Linked DNA regions of Homo sapiens: region 1 is linked to region 2. A link is a loop called in an ENCODE intact Hi-C map of the cell type or tissue named here. Cell type or tissue: pancreas. All regions are shown on one strand. Links, peaks and the distances in the headings refer to the core of each region. The heading gives the core; the rest is flanking DNA.

Region 1 (8,336 bases), core at 6-8,005, 51 kb before region 2:
AGGCAGGAGAATCGCTTGAACCTGGGAGGCATACGTTGCAGTGAGCCAAGATCATGCCACTGCACTCCAGCTTGGATGACAGGAGCTAAACTCCATGTCAAAAAAAAAAAAAAAAAAAAAAAAAAAAAATATATATATATATATATATATATATATATATATATATGTATATACATATATATGAATTTTTACTATCCTAATTTTACAGATGACAAAGTAATTTTAACATTGTATTTAATTTGAATTAGTCTTATCAGTAAAGTTGAAGAACTTTCCATAGGTTTATTGACCACTTATGTTTCCTTTTCTGTGAGCTGTCTATTCAAAGCATTTCTTTTATTTTTTTTCACTTAGATTATTGGTATTTTACTTACTGATCTTTACAGATTTTTAATTTTTTTATTGCTATGGGTACCTAGTAGGCATATATTTATAGGGCACATGTTGATTTTTAAAAACTGTATCTTTTTTTAGTGGTTGCTTCACCTTAAAATAATATTACATTAGTTCAAGTATAGCATCAGAACCTTGCAACAGTATATTTCCACTTATCCCTGCCCTCTCTTTGTCATGCATTTATATCCATATATGTCCTAAGGCTCACAATTCATCGTTATTATTTTTGTATAATGTTCCAATGTATGATATAGAATGTCCCAATATGGTTTTGGAACTGGTATAATTTTTCTCCTACCTAAAGAGCCTCTTTTCACATTTTTTCTACTATAGATCTGCTGGTGATAACATTTCCTTAGCTCTTTTATTTGAAAAATATATTGAATTAATTTTGGAAAAATATTTTCATGAGGTACAGAATCCAAAAATAAAGATACAGAATTCAGAATTCTAGGTTGATAGTTTTGTTTTTTCTCTTGGCACTTCTTTTTTTTTTTTTTGAGATGGAGTCTTGCGCTGTTCCCCAGGATGGCATACAGTGGCCCAATCTTGGCTCACTGCAACCTCCACCTCCTGGGTTCAAGCAGTTCTCCTGCCTCAGCCTCCCAAGTAGCTGGGACTGCAGGCGAGCACCAACATGCCTGGCTAATTTTTTTGTAATTTTAGTAGAGATAGGGTTTCACTGTGTTGGCCAGGCAGGTCTCAAACTCCTAACCTCAAGTAATCTGCCTGCCTCAGCCTCCTAAAGTGTTGGGATTACAGTTGTAAACCACTGTGCCCGGCTACTTTTGGCACTTTTAGTACTATGTTGTACCATTGCCTTCTGGCTTGCATAGTTTTTGACAAAATATCTGCTGAAATTCTTATTTGTGATCCCCAGTACTTAATATGTATTTTTTATTCTGGCTGGTTTTAAAATTTTCTCTTTTTCTCTAGTGTTGAGCAATTTAAAAATGATGTGCCTTAACATGCTTTTTCTTTGTATTTCTTCTGCTTTGAGGTCATTGAGCTTGAATCCATGGGTTTGTAGTTTTCGTTATATTTGGAAGATCTTCAGCATTATTTTTAGAATTTTTTTCCTCTCCCTTCCCCACTTCCATTCGGTTCTTTGGAAATTCCAATTTCAGTACGGGTGTGGTGGCTCATGCCTGTAATCCCAGCACTTTGGGAGGCCGAGGCTGGCGGATCACGAGGTCAGGAGATTGAGACCATTCTGGCTAACATGGTGAAACCCCAGCTCTACTAAAAATGCAAAAAAATTAGCCGGGCATGATGGTGGGTGCCTGTAGTCCCAGCTACTCGGGAGGTTGAGGCAGGAGAATGGCGTGAACCTGGGTGGTGGAGCTTGCAGTGAGCCGATAACGGATATCATGCCACAGCACTCCAGCGTGAGCGACAGAGTGAGACTCCGTCTCAAAAAAAAAAAAAAAGAGAAATTCCAATTTCATGTGTTTTAAACTGTTCATTCACAGGTCCCTGAAGCTCTATTCTTTTTTTTTTTTTTAAGCATTTTTGCTTTCCCTGCTTCCTTTTTTACAGTTTCTGTTGCTATGGCTTTAAGTTCACTTACCTGTTCTTTTGCAATCTCTAATTTTCTGGTAATTTTATCAAGTAGGATAGGGTATAATTTCAGATTCTGTGTAGTTTATATCTAGAAATTGCATTTGGGTCTTTTAAAAAATCTTCAATTTCTCAGCTCATTATATTTCTGTATTCTTGAGTAAGTTCAGAAGATTTTTAAAAATTACAGTTGGGTCCTGGGCACGGTGGTTCATGCCTGTAATCCCAGCACTTTGGGAGGCCAAGGCAGGTGGATCAGCTGAGGTCAGGAGTTTGAGACCAGCCTGGCCAACATGCAGAAACCTCCTCTCTACTAAAAATACAAAAATTAGCTGGCATGTTGGTGGGCGCCTGTAATCCCAGCTACTTGGGAGGCTGAGGCAGGAGAATTGCTTGAACCCAGGAGGCAGAGGTTGCTGTAAGCTGAGATTGTGCCACTGCACTCCAGCCTGGGTGACAGCGTGAGACTCTATCTCAAAAAAAAAAAAAGTATTATTGGGTACAGAGACTCACTGTCACCCAGGCTGGGGTGCAATTGTGAGATCTTAAACCCAAGAGCCTCGAACTCTTGGGTTTAAGGGAACCTCCTGCCTCAGCATCCAGAGTAGCTAGGACTGCAGGTGTGTGCCACCATGCCTGGCTAATTTTTTAAATTTTTTAATTTTATATTTTTAATTTTTTTGTTTGTTTTTTTGAGACTGAGTCTTGCTCTGTTGCCCAGGCTAGAGTGCAGAGGTGTGATATTGGCTCACTGCAACCTCCACCCCCCGGATTCAAGCGATTCTCCTGCCTCAGCCTCCCAAGTACCTGGGATTACAGGCGCTCGCCACCACACCCAGGTAATTTTTGTATTTTTAGTAGAGATGGGGTTTCACCATGTTGGCCAGGCTGGTCTTGAACTCCTGGGCTCATACTATCCTCTCACCCCCGTTTCCCAAAGTGCTGGGATTACAGTACCTTGCCCAGCCAATTTATAAGATGTTTTATAGCAATCTTAAGGTATTTATCTTCTAATTCCATCATCTTTGTCATCTTTGTGTGTTTCTATTATTTCTCCTGATTATAGATCATATTTTCCTAATTCCTTGCTTGGTAATTTTTACAGTTTTGGATTTTGTTGTATTTCTTTACATAGTCTTGGAGTTTGTTCTGGTGTGCAGTTAAATTACTTGTCAGTTTAAATCCTTCTAGGTTTGATAGGATGGTCCAGAATAATCGTAGGTTAAGGCTAATTTAGCTTCACTACTTACATGATAACCTTCTAACCATTCTACCCAATTCCCTCTTCACTGCTTGATGGGAAAGCAATTGCAAGCTTATATGAGCTTTGGGAATTGTTTGGCCTGCTCCTCTCCACAGTGGTTTTTTCTACAGTCTGGTGGATTTCTCCCCATGCATGCACAGATTAGTACTCAGCCAGCAACTTCATGAGTTCCCTCTACATATCTCCAGGGCTCAGTCTCTGAGATTTGTCTCTCCAATACTCTGTCCTGCAAATTACAGCCTCTTTGGCTTCTGAGGATACTAGTCTTTCTCCCCTTAACTCAGGGAAACTGCTGGACTCAGTTTTGATTCTTCCTCCTGTGCTACAGCCTGGAAACTGCCTCTAGCAGCAGGATAATGCAATCACAGGGCTCATTTGTTTCCCTTTTCTCATGGATCTGAGTTTCACAAGAGTGAAACTCCGGCTCAAAAAAAAGGGGGTTTTATTCGAACAACATACAAACACACAACAGAATGCTTCATAAGTCACTTTAAACAATAAAATAGACAATAATAACATACATATTTTTATAAGCATACTCAGGTATACTAATGACAGTTGCACAGGTACAACAGTTATGAGCAGATGAACTGTATTCATAAGGTCATTGGCTGGGTGCGGTGGATTATGCCTGTAATCCCAGCACTTTGGGAAGCTGAGGTGGGTGGATCACCTGAGGTCAGGAGTTCGAGACCAGCCTGGCCAACGTGGTGAAACCCTGTCTCTACTAAAAATACAAACAATTAGCTGGGCGTGGTGGCAGGCGCCTGTAATCCCAACTACTTGGTAGGCTGAGGCGGAGAATCACTTGAACTCGGGAGGCAGCGGTTGCAGTGAGCCAAAATCACAGCATGAGCAACAAGAGCAACACTCCATCTCAAAAAAAAAAAAAAAAAAGGTCGGCTGGGAGCAGTGGCTCATGCCTGTAATCCCAGCACTTTAGGAGGCTGAGGCAGGAGGATCTCTTCAGCTCAGGATACCAGCCTGGGCACCATGGTGAAATTCCATCACTATAAAAAATATAGAAAGTTAGCCAGGCGTGGTGGTGTGTGCCTGTGGTCCCAGCTACTCTGGAGGCTAAGGTGGGGAAAAATCACCTGAGGCTGCAGTGAGCTGTAACCACATCACTATACTCCAGCTTGGGCAACTCAGTGAGACCCTGTCTCAAAAAAAAAAAAATAAATAAAAATAGAAGGAGGTCAAGGCTGGGCATGGTGGCACATGCCTGTAATCCCAGCACTTTGGAAAGCCAAAGCAGGAGGATCACTTGAGGCCAGGAGTTCGAGACCAGCCTGGGCAACAAATCAAGACCCTTTCTCTACACAAAATTTAAACATTAGCCAGGTGTGGTGGTATGTACTTGTAGTCCCAGATACTTGGGAAGCTGAGGTGGGAGGATCACTTGAGCCCAGGAGTTGGAGGCTGCAGCGAACTATAATCATGCCACTGTGTCTTAGCCTGGGAGATAGAACGAGACTCCATTAGTAAAAAATGAAAATTAAAAAAAATAAAGAGTTAAAAAAGTGAAGTACAAACATTTATCACTATGGCTGGTAATTGTGTGCACTCCACTTTATTAACTGTGGTCATCTGAAATACCATGATAGACAATCTGAGCCTTTTGATGAGATCCATCAAAAACCACATGGGCCAGCTACCACATGTGCAGTCACCCAAAGAGTCAAGATCTCAAGAAATTTTATCTTTCACAAATGCAGATGTACATCACTTCGTTTATTAAGTTTCTACATTTTTACCTTGTGAACCAGGGAAGTTGATGGTGTAACTCCCAGTCCAAGGCTGAAAGCCTCAGGATCTGGGTGGTTGCTGGTGTAAGTATGTGCTGGAATCCCAAGGCTGGTGAGCCTGGAGTTCTAACATCCAAGGCAGCAGAAGAAAAGTCTGTCCCATCTCCCAAAGAATCCAGTTAACCTTCTGGATATGTTCTGTCTGGGCCTCCTGCAGATTAGATGGTGCATGCCAACATTGAGGGCAGATCTTTCCCATCTAGTCCACTCTGACTCATACACTAATCTCCTCTGGAAACATGCTCACAGACACACCCAAAATGATGCTTTACCAGATTTCTAGGTATTTCTTAATCCAGTCAAGCTGACACCTAAAATTAAGTCCACAAATTCAAACCTTGTCAACTTCACACCCATATGTATGAACTGTATATAATTTCCATGTAAAGACAATAGCAAGAAAATACTTCACCTAACATGATATGGCTATCCCACATACAACCAAAAATGTGCTAAATTTCTTCCCTAGATTTTGGCTTTCAAATTCCAGGATTTTAATATTTTGGGTTTTTAATTTTCAGGATTTTAGATATTAGAGATTTTAGACTTTAGAGATTTTGATCTTTTGGGATTTCAACATTCAGGATTGTATCTTTTGGGATTATGACTGACACCAGTTCTGACATAGACCGTTTAGGCCACAGAGCCTAAATAGTTGCTATCAGGCTCTTTACAAAAAGCTTTGCCAGTCCCTGACTTAGTGTCAATGGCAGTAGAGAGAAATGGGTGAATTTGATAGATATTAAGAGGTAGAATTGACAAAACATGGTGACTAATTGGATATATCAGTAAGAAGGAAAAAAAGTATTGTTCTGAGGTTTCCTGCTTGGCAAGCTGAGAAGTAGTAGTTTGGTTTATAGAAATAGCAAATAATGAAAGTGGGTCAGATTTGGGGAAAGTGGCAACGGCATGGAGATGACTTCAGTTTTAGGTATTTCGAGTTTGAAGTGTCTATAAGTCATCTGGAGCTGTCCAGGAGATGGTTCTATACATGAAGATCAGGACCAGTTTCTTGTCATCAGCATATAGGTGCAAAATGAGTACACACAGAAGAAGAGAGGGTCTGCTGGGCACAGTGGTGCAGGTCTGTAATCCCAGAACTTTGGGAGGCTGAGAATGGTGGATTGCTTGAGCCCAGGAGCTCGAAACCAGCTTGGGCAACATGGTGAAATGCCATTTTTTTTTTTTTTTTTTTTTTGAGACAGAGTTTTGCTCTTGTTGCCCAGGCTGGAGTACAATGGCACGATCTCGGCTCACTGCAACCTCCACCTCACAGACTCAAGCAATTCTCCTGCCTCAGCCTCCCAAGTAGCTGGGATTATAGTCCCAGCTACTCAGGAGGATCACTTGAGTCCAGGTGGTTGAGGCTGCAGTGAACTGTAACGGTGCCATTGTACTCCAGCCTGGGCAACAGAGCAAGACCCTCCCTCAAAAAAACAAACAAAAAATAAGTAAAAAATACAAAAAAATTAAAAATGTTCTGTTTTCATACGCACATGTCTGCCTCACTCATAGTTTTATTTTTATAAATTCAAGCACACAGTAGAGACTCTCTTTCTGACTTTATTTGCAGCTACTTTTAGAAAAAAGAATCTGACTGGCTCAGCACAGCCAATGGTTTTGCTTCCCTAGTGCCAAGTGTTCATTCCTGATCCAAGTAGCTGTGGTCAAGGGAGCAGGATCACAGGGGATGAGCATGTCTCCAGGGCCACACTGCTGGGTCCAAGTGGGGGAAGTTTTCAGAAGAGAGGGGTGTAGATTGGACAGTATCATAAAATGAATGTAGTACAGAGGGAAGCCAGAAGTGAAAGTAAGAGAGAGGGTGTTTCTAGAAAAGAAAAGTAGTTAACATTGTTATTCTGCTAAGAGAACAAGCAAGATAAGTACTGAAATTTATAGAAGACTTAGAAAATAAATTAAAAAAAGAAAAAGCTAATGTTAATTTTTTATTTCCTTACAATTTGAAAATAGTTGGGACCATATTATATGTGGAGTTTATTCTTTTTATTTAATATTATATGTGATTATTAATTTTATGTATCAGTTTATTTGAGTAAAGGTACTCAGATTTTTTTTTTTTTTTTTTGAGATGGAGTCTTGCTCTGTTGCCCAGGCTGGAGTGCAGTGGTGCGATCTTGGCTCGCTGCAACCTCCGCCTCCCAGGTTCAAGCGATTCTCCTGCCTCAGCCTCCCCAGTAGCTGGGATTACAGGTGCCTACCACCACGCCTAGCTAAGTTTTATATTTTTAGTAGAGATGTGGTTTTGCCATGTTGGCCAGGCTGGTCTGGAACTCCTGACCTCAAGTGATCTGCCCACCTTGGCCTTCCTGGGATTACAGGCCTTGACCACCATGGCCAGCAAAAGTACTCAGCTTTTGATCAAAAATGATCAAAACATCTAGATGTTTTTCTGAAAGTAGTTTTTAGACAAGTTTAACATTTAAATCAGTGGACTTTGAGTAAAGCAGATTATCCTCCATAATGTGAGTAGGTCTTATCCAATTAAATGAAGGCCTTAAGAGAAGACTGACCTCCCCCAAAGAAGAGTGAATTCTGCCAACAGAATGGTTTCAGACTTGAGCTACACATTAACTCTTCCCTGGGTCTTCAGCCTGTCGGCCTGCCCTGCAGATTTTGGACTTGCCAGCCCCTACAACTGCATGACCAATCCTTAAAATAAACTTTTCTTTGTATATGTAGATATACATATCCTATTGGTTCTGTTTCTCTGGAGAACCCTGAGTAATACATTATGTAAAGAATTTTCCCACCAATATAAATCCCTAGAAAACAATCTTAATGGCCAGGTGCAGTGGCTCACGCCTGTAATCCCAGCACTTTGGGAGACCGAGGTGGGCGGATCACCTGAGGTCAGGAGTTCAAGACCAACCTGGCCAACATGTGGAAATCCCGTCTCTACTAAAATTACAAAAAATTAGCTGGGCGTGGTGGTGGACGCCTGTAATCCCAGCTACTTGGGAGGCTGAGGCAGGAGAATCGCTTGAACCCGGGAGGCAGAGGTTGCAGTGAGCCAAGATCGCGCCATTGCACTCCAGCCTGGGCAGCAAGAGTGAAACTCTGTCTCAAAAAAAAAAAAAAAGAAAGAAAACAATCTTAATGAATGAAATTTTAAAAATATTCCTATGAAATAGTTTTTATACTGTAGGGTTATGATTATTATAGGTCTTAGTATCCCCATTTATAGATGAGGAAACTGAGATGTAAAGAGATTATGCGGCTAGCCCTATCCCATGGTCCTACAACTGAAGAAGTAGCTTTTGGGGTGTCTGCCTAGTTTATAACTCTCT
Region 2 (8,336 bases), core at 152-8,151:
TAATCCATCTTTTACCCATTGAATTGAAGTGTCATCCTTATTATATACTAAATTCCCATATAAATATTAATCTACTTCCGGATTTTTTATTCAGCTTCATTGATTTATTATCTGGCTACAAAGTGTTTCAAGTAGCTTTATAATATGTTTTAATTTCTAACAAGGCATCTTTTATTTCTCTTTAAGTGTTTTTTTGGGTTATTCTCATGTTTCTAGATAAATTTTTTTTGCCAGCCAGATTTTTTTATTGTGGTAAAATTTATATAGCATAAAATTTACCATCTTCGGCCAGGCGCGGTGGCTCACGCCTGTAATCCCAGCACTTTGGGAGGCCAAAGCGGGTGGATCACCTGAGGTCAAGAGTTCAAGACCAGCCTAGTCAACATGGAGAAACCCCATCTCTACTAAAAATACAAAAATTAGCCAGGCGTGGTGGTGGGTGCCTGTAATCCCAGCTACTCGGGAGGCTGAGGCAGGGAGAATCGCTTGAACCTGGGAGGCGGAGGTTACAGTGAGCCGAGATTGCAACATTGCACTCCAGGTTGGGCGACAGAGAGAGACTGTCCAAAAAAAAAAAAAAAAATTTACCATCTTAACTATTTTACATATGCTGTTTTGTGGCATTAAGTGCATTCACATTGTTGTGCAACTATTTGCAACTCTGGAATCTAGATGAATCCTAATACTAACATTTTGTCAAGTTTCAAAAAATGCTGCTGTTGGCCAGGCACGGTGGCTCACGTCTGTAATCCTAGCACTTTGGGAGGCTGAGGCGGGTGGATCATTTGAGGTCAGGAGTTCGAAACCAGCCTGGTCAACATGGTGAAACACTGTCTCTACTAAAAATACAAAAAAAGTAGCCAGGCATGGTGGCGGGCGCCTGTAATCCCAGCTACATGGAAGACCGAGGCAGGAGAATTGCTTGAACCCAAGAGGCGGAGGTTGCAGTGAGCCGAGATTGCGCCATTGCACTCCAGCCTGGGCCACAGGCAAGATTCCATCTCAGAAACAAAACAAAACAAACTGCTGTTGCTGTGTTGCTATTCTGATTGTCATTATAATCCATGTACAGATTAATTTACGTAGATTTAACTTTTACAATATTGTCTATGAAGCACAGCATGTGTATATACGTATATAATATATATATTATATATACAATATATATAATATACTATATATAATATACAATATATATAATATACTATAATATACTATATATACTATATATAATATATATAATATACTATATATAATATATATTGTGTGTATATATCTATTTTTTAGATAGAGTTTTGCTTTTGTTGTCCAGGCTGGAGTACAATGGCATGATCTCGGCTCACTACAACCTCCACCTCCTGGGTTCAAGCGATTCTCCTGCCTCAGCCTCCCCGTGTCACTGGAATTACAGGCATGCACCACCATGCCCAGCTAATTTTGTATTTTTAGTAGAGACGGGGTTTCTCCATGTTGGTCAGGCTGGTCTCAAACTCTCGACCTCAGGTGATCCTCCTGCCTCAGCCTTCCAAAGTGCTGGGATTACAGGCATATATTTTCCTCTCATTCATTCACTCAAATATTTATTGAGTACTTATTACACCAGGAACTCTGCTAAGCATTAGAGATATAAATGTAACTAAAGTAATGTATCTGTAATCATGGATCTTAAGAAATCCAGAAGAGGAGATAGAGATCAAGCAAATAATTGCACAAATAAATGTAAAGTTGTGAAGTGCTAAGGAGGAGAGAGATGTGGTAATACAGTGAGCTTATAATAAGTGATTTTATCTAATTGGCGGGGTGGGGTGTGTCTGGGCAGTCTTCCCTGAAGTAAGAACTGAGCTGACTCTGGGAAAATACACTGAAGTCATCTTAAATAGCCTCCATTTGGCTCCATACAGGCTCTGCACATTTCTTTGGTTTGTCCCTGGGTATATAATCTTTCTTCTTGTAATAATATAAGAGCTCTTGTATTCATTTTATTTTTAACCTTTTTTTTATTTATGGGAAAGCTATTGATTTTTGTATATTATATATGTAACCAGCTACCTTTGGGATTTTCTTGTTTTTGAGGGAACCCATTCTCTTTCTCGTACATTTTTGCTTCAGCTAGTAAGTTAGGAATATCTGTCAAAACTTCTGCCCTCTTGGAAGTTTGAAGGGGGAAGCTGCTGTCTTCTCCCCACCTCTGTGAGTACAAGAGTGATTTACCTGTTTTTATTGATTTTTTATTTTTTTTATTTTTTTTTTGCTGTAGGATATAGATCCTGATGACTTACGTGTTTGGTAAAATGGTGAGAATATGACATCCACTAAGTCATCTTTCTGTTTTGAGTGGAATTAATATGTGAAAGGCCAAGGCTCAATGTGGCATTTCTCTTTTGACTCTCTATTATAGTCAGCAAGTAAGGGAGACTCCAACTACTTTATTTATTAATAACTTTTAAATATTTTGCTACAATTATAAATAGTAATCATTAAAGTTATTTACTTAAGAAACAATGTCTCACTCTGTCACCCAGGCTGGAATGCAGTGGCATTATCATAGCTCACTGCAACCTTGAACTCCAATGGCCTCAAGTGACCCTCCTGCCTCAACCTCCCAAGCACTGAGATTTCAGGTGTGAGCCACTGTGCCGGCCACCGTTAGATTTTTTTTTTTTAATCTTGGTTTAATATCATGGAAATAAAGATGCTTGAAGGTCTGGTTTTATTTATTTTGTATTTTTATTTTTTTACATAAGTTCTACAGATCTGCTGAGGAGGTATGGGTTTACATTCAATTTATCTTAATTATTGGTTTTAATATCTATCATAGATGAGAAACATAATTGAAAAAGATGCCAAGATTCAAAGAAGTAGTAAAAAATCAGGATACTCATTTTTTAGTCCTATACCCTATTTATAGAAAAATTTTTATTGAAATTCCACTAGAAATACCCATCTTCCTTAATATCAGAAGATACTGCCTTTTTAAAAATTTTCTTGAGACAAGGTCTCACTCTGTTGCCCAGGCCGGGTGACAGAGCAAGACTCCATTTCGAAAAAAAAAAAAAAAGAAAGTGGATAGAATTTTTTTTTCAAATAGTCCTCTTTGTAGTTCTCTTTTAACTGACATCTTGTTAGGTTTTATTAAACTGTCATTTTTATCACATATTTTGGCTAAGAAGAAATTATACCAGAAGTAGGAAAAGAACTAGTTCTGCCATTTTGTTGTTGTTGCTTTTATCTTCATTATTGATCTTTTCAATCCTTGTCCTCTTTGCATGATTGTTTTAAAATCATACGCTTGTTTCAGGCTATGTTCTCAAGAAGCAGAACTTGAGATGAAGATTCCTGTGCCAGCGATTCTTTTGAGAGAGTGATGTCAGCTGAAACCTGTAAGGGAGTGAGAGAAACAGAATAGGACAGAGGAAGAAGCTAGGCAAAGACATGGGTTCAGTTGAAATCTATCTTCATTTTGATCCCATGAGCAGCTCTGGAGTGTGGATGGCACCATGGACTTGTCTCTTCTTGAGGCAAGGAAGCAAGCTTTAGTATTCCTGTATTATTCAGTCGTGGGCTATGGGCCGCCTGGAGTTAGTGCAGGAGGGTGGTGGCAGAGTGTGATGTTCCTGATTAGGTAGCATCCATCATTTATGGTCAGTTCTTCACAGAAAGATACAGGTATGAACTGGTAGCAGCCAAGAGTCACAGCATGTAGGGAATGGGGACCATGACCAGTAAGTAGAATCTGGGCAGGGAACCAACACCCATTTTTTGAAGTTACTTAAGGCTAAATATTATAATTGGGAAATCTTTTACTTAACCATTGTACAATGTGTCAGCTGAAAATGAACAAACAAGTGAGAGTGACACTTAGGGAATTCATGCTCTTGTCCCTGATACTCCCTACCTGATGTGACCATCAGGCCTTCAGACTGGTGAAGATGCAAATGTCAACCTACACACTAATCTTAGTGTAGCATAAACACACCTGAGAGCAATAAGTGAAGCCTACCCTGAGAATGACCCTGTATGGCAGATGCATCTGAATGTGTGTTCTAAGCTAGGGAATCTGGGAGTGGCCAACCTGGACATTTTTTCCTTATCAATGATGAACATCTGAACCCCTGTCCTGCCCTGTTCATGGCAGTGGCAGCCCATCTGGAGCAGCCTCTCTGACAATGCTGGCTGCAGCCGGGAGGCGCGGCTGGGGCTGTGTATTCCATGGAGCAGGCAGGATCCCCACCCTCCTGGATGCACCTGCAGCCGCCCAAGCTGCAGCTGCAGGGTCGGAAATGCCTGCTCCCGCTGCCTAGCCTCTCCTTACTCCTGGAGCCCAATCAGATCTTGGTGCAAAGTTGAGGCCAAGCCAAGGTGCTGTTGCAATCCAGCCAGGTGTGCTCATTCTTGGGGCAGTGCTGACATGCCAGCCCCCTGCCGCCTTGACCCTCTCCGGGCTTTGGGCACAAACAAGCATGGGAGGGAGGCTGAGTGGGGTCTGAGGGCAGCTCAGTGCTGGGCTGCAGGCACCACTCTGCAAGAGCAGCCTGGGCACCATGAACAGTGGCAGGAGGCAGGCAGGCTCCTGGGTGGAAAGGGGAAGGTCCCTGGTGAAGCCCCGCCTTCAAGCTGGGGAAGGCGTGAAGCCTGGGGACCAGGCTGCCAGCCCTGCAGACCAGAGTGGGAATTTGTGCTTTTTTCTGGGCCCGCCCATGGCTGCCTGTGGACCAATCAGCAAGCACTTCCTTGCTGATAAAAACCTGACTCAGCCAGACTCAGGGAGATGACAGGATGACCAGCTATGGAGAGGAGCTACCCACCCCAGGGTCTCCTCTCTGCTGAGAGCCGAACACTTGATGGGACACCCTCCCTTCAAAGAGGAGCTACCCACTGTGGGTCTCTGAGCTGTTCTGTTGCTCAGTAAAGCTCTTCTTCGCCTTGCTCACCCTCCACTTGTCCACGTACCTCATTCTTTCTGGACACAGGACGAGAACTCAGGACCTGCCGCATGGCGGGTCTAAAAGAGCTGTAACACAAACAGGGCTGAAACACACCCCTTGCTTGCCACATTGCAGGAGACAAGGAGAGAAGAGCTGTGGCCCTTTGATGAGCTCAGACCTAGAAGCTCCCCAAGCCAAGGCTGTGACATACTCTTTGACACTGCATTTCCTGGCATCTCCAAGCTTCTGGGCAGCACCACGTTCCCCAGTGCCAGCTGTGGAAGCTACTTGTGGTACACCTGGTTCAGCTGCAGCTTCGCAGGGAGCCAGTGCCCGTGGTGGTGCCTGGAGCTGCCTGCCCTACTGCAGCCGATGTGCCTGGCTGTTTGCAGTGGCTGGACCCCGTGCTCACTTGCTCACACACCTGTCACCACTCCACTCCACTCATCTCAGAAGGTGTGGGATCTTGGCAGGTAGCATGAGCTGAGCACAGCCTGACAGGCTGATTCGGCCCAATGGGCCTGAGCAAAACTCAGGCAAAGGCGCCACTGGCCACAGAGGTTTCCGGCTGGAAAAGCAACACCCCCAAGGATCCCATAACACAGTGGACCAGGGGCCATACAGGGGATTTAGGCCCTGAGTTTTGGGTTGGATGCAGCTTGCCAAGTGGAGGTTGTTAGAGGGAGGGTGTTAGGTGAAAATGCTATATTAATTGCATACTATTTGCAAATGATTGTGGTTTTTCTGCGCAGCCAGTCGTCACTGGGCCATGTGGCTGTGATGTCCAGTGCACCAGCCCCGGACTATAGGCAGGGGGTCATGTTGTCCAACCTGCCACCATTGGATTGTAGGTAAGACAGATATCTTGTCCATCCCACTGCCACTGGACCATTTCTCTAATTAAGGCAATTCCCCTTTCCAGCCTGCTGCCACTGGATTCTCTTCCATGTATGTAATCCCCTAATAAAACCCCAGGTCTTATTTGCTGGTTCTGGGTCTCTCCTTTGGCCTCTTGAACCTGGTGCCTTCCTTACAGAGGTTAATAGGGGTTTGGCACAACAATTAGTAAAATTTAGTTTCCTCTTTTTAGATTACAAAAAAACAATTTAGGCCAGGCGCGGTGGTTCACACCTGTAATCCCAGCATTTTGGGAGATCGAGGCAGGTAGATCACTTGAGCTCAGGAGTTTGAGACTAGCCTGGGCAACACGGTGAAACTCCATCTCTACAAAAAATACAAAAATTAGCCGGGTGTGATGGCATGCGCCTGTAATCTCAGCTACTCGTGAGGCTGAGGCAGGAGAATCTCTTGAGCCGAGATCGCGCCATTGCACTCCAGCCTGGGCAAAAAAACAAACAAAAAAACTGACAAGTGTCATTCCCATTCTATTAGCTCTCATTAGTGTTGGGAATGCAGGGAGTTTTTTTGACAAATAAATCCTACTGGAGGATTATATAACTAATTATAGTTTAAAAAAGGGGTTCTCAAAATGTGAACCAAAGACTCCTGGGGGTCCCTAATACTCTTTCAAGGGGTCTGAAAATTCCTCCCTTTTCCTACTCCATGTCTGTATGAGGACAGGTTTGCTTCAAATACTTAAAAAAAAAATCACAATAGTTTGAAGGCAGAGTCAGATATGAGAATCCAGGTTTCTTCTATATGCCAGACAGTAAGGAGATCTGCAAATACATTAAACAGAATAACTCTTTGTTGTACCTATTTTTCTTTGTTTTAGAAAATATATTTTTCTTAAAATGTTTATGATAACATGTAATGGGTTTAATATCGCTACTCAAAAATGGGTAAATACATCTTTTTAGACTTTGGGTTTTTTTTTTTTTTTGAGTCAGAGTCTTGGTCTGTTGCTCAGGCTGGAGTGCAGTGGCTCAATCTCGGCTCACTGCAACCTCCACCTCATGGGTTCAAGCGATTCTCCTGCCTCAGCCTCCCAAGTAGCTGGGACCATAGGCGCGTGCCACCATGCCCGGCTAATTTTTGTATTTTTAGTAGAAACAGGGTTTCACCATGTTGGCCAGGATAGTCTCGATCTCTTGACCTCATGATCTGCCTGCCTTGGCCTCCCAAAGTGCTGGGATTACAGGCATGAGCCACCGCGCCCGGCCAGATTTTTGTTTTAATTTCTAATATTGAAAATATTGATAGATAGACAAAACCCACATAAACAAAAGCTCTTTGAGGCCTTCAATAATTTTTAAGAGTATTGAGGGGTCCTGAGACCAAAAAGTTTGAGAGCCACTTGTCTAGAATACTCTCTTCTTCATTCCTATTCTCCCAGCATTCTTGCATTCCATGATAGGGAGCTGTGTACCTGTATTACTCTCTCCTTGAAAAGAGGAACTGTATATTCGGCACAGTACTTAGCAGTGTTTTGCATGTACTAAAGGCTCAGTAAATATTTGGTGAATTAAAAACTGAATATTGCTGTTTTCTTCCAAATCTGCTCTTCTTTTCAAATTTATCTTTGTTTAACCCTGCTGCTCTTTATAGGCAGCCATTGACTCTTTTTTCCCTTTCGTTGCTAAAACTTCGAGGGATAGTCTTCATTTAGCTCCATGCCAAGTGTGGGGGCTAATCCAGTGTGGAGAGTTTGGGAAGGAGGCACACCAGGAATTCATTTTGCATCCTGCTAACTTTCACACTAATGTTCAAGTATTGATTTTATCATGTTATTTTTGCTCAAGAGCCTACAGAGTCCCTGTTTACTTCAGATATAAACACCTGTGCCTGTGTTCATGCCCATAACTTTATCCCATGTACCAACCTTATCTCCCATTAACTAGCAACACCTTCTCTGCAGCCAGGCTGACTGCTTCACTAGTCCCCATGCATGTGCTCTTTCCCAGAGATAAATTTTTTGCACTGGCCACTCCTGCCATCTGGCTGTTATCCATCCTTTAACCCCCGTTCAGGTCCCAAAGTCTCCATTAAATATTCTTGAATTACCTTTTTTTTTTTTTTTTTTTTTTTGAGACAGAGTCTCACTGTATTGCCTAGGCTGGAGTGCAGTGGCACAATCTCGGCTCACTGCAATCTCCACCTCCCGGGTTCAAGCAATTCTCCTGCCTCAGCCTCCCAACTAGCTGGGATTATAGGCACCCACCACCACGGCCAGCTAATTTTTGTATTCTTAGTAGAGACGGGGTTTCACCATGTTGGCCAGGTTGGTCTCGAACTCCTGACCTCAGGTGATCCACCCATCTCAGTCTCCCAGAGTGCTGGGATTACAGGCGTAAGCCACTGTGCCTGGCCTGGCCTTCTTAATTACTGTCTTATAACGCATCCTGACTGAAATAGAATCACAGCATAATGGACAAACTGATTGGTGAGCAAGGAAGAAAAAGCCTTTGTTTCTTGCGGGCGGGAGAGGGCAGGACTGGTAAGAGAAAATGT

What was found. Peaks named below come from ENCODE experiments on the same cell type or tissue, not always from the same donor. Only the 100,000 strongest peaks of a DNase experiment are listed, where the experiment ranks them.
Region 1: a loop joins it to region 2, with 2.1 times the contacts of the local background. A loop is called at or near these places in 13 of 110 quality-filtered maps.

What each region holds. Positions count from the first base shown.
Region 1 is chr14:63,710,808-63,719,143 of GRCh38, reverse strand. All of the region lies in intron 1 of SGPP1 (sphingosine-1-phosphate phosphatase 1), which reads left to right. Among named protein-coding and RNA genes, the nearest start is that of SGPP1, 13 kb to the left of the region's middle. In pancreas, for the core only: no CTCF peak of the experiment used is centred there; no DNase peak of the experiment used is centred there.
Region 2 is chr14:63,659,966-63,668,301 of GRCh38, reverse strand. It overlaps LOC105370532 (a long non-coding RNA gene), which reads right to left. Exons shown (of 3, transcript XR_001750790.3): 3 at 2,897-3,378. Among named protein-coding and RNA genes, the nearest start is that of WDR89, 22 kb to the right of the region's middle. RefSeq lists an enhancer at 4,856-5,856. In pancreas, for the core only: no CTCF peak of the experiment used is centred there; DNase peaks (open chromatin) are centred at 4,271, 4,521 and 5,251; H3K4me3 peaks cover 265 bases; H3K27ac peaks cover 710 bases.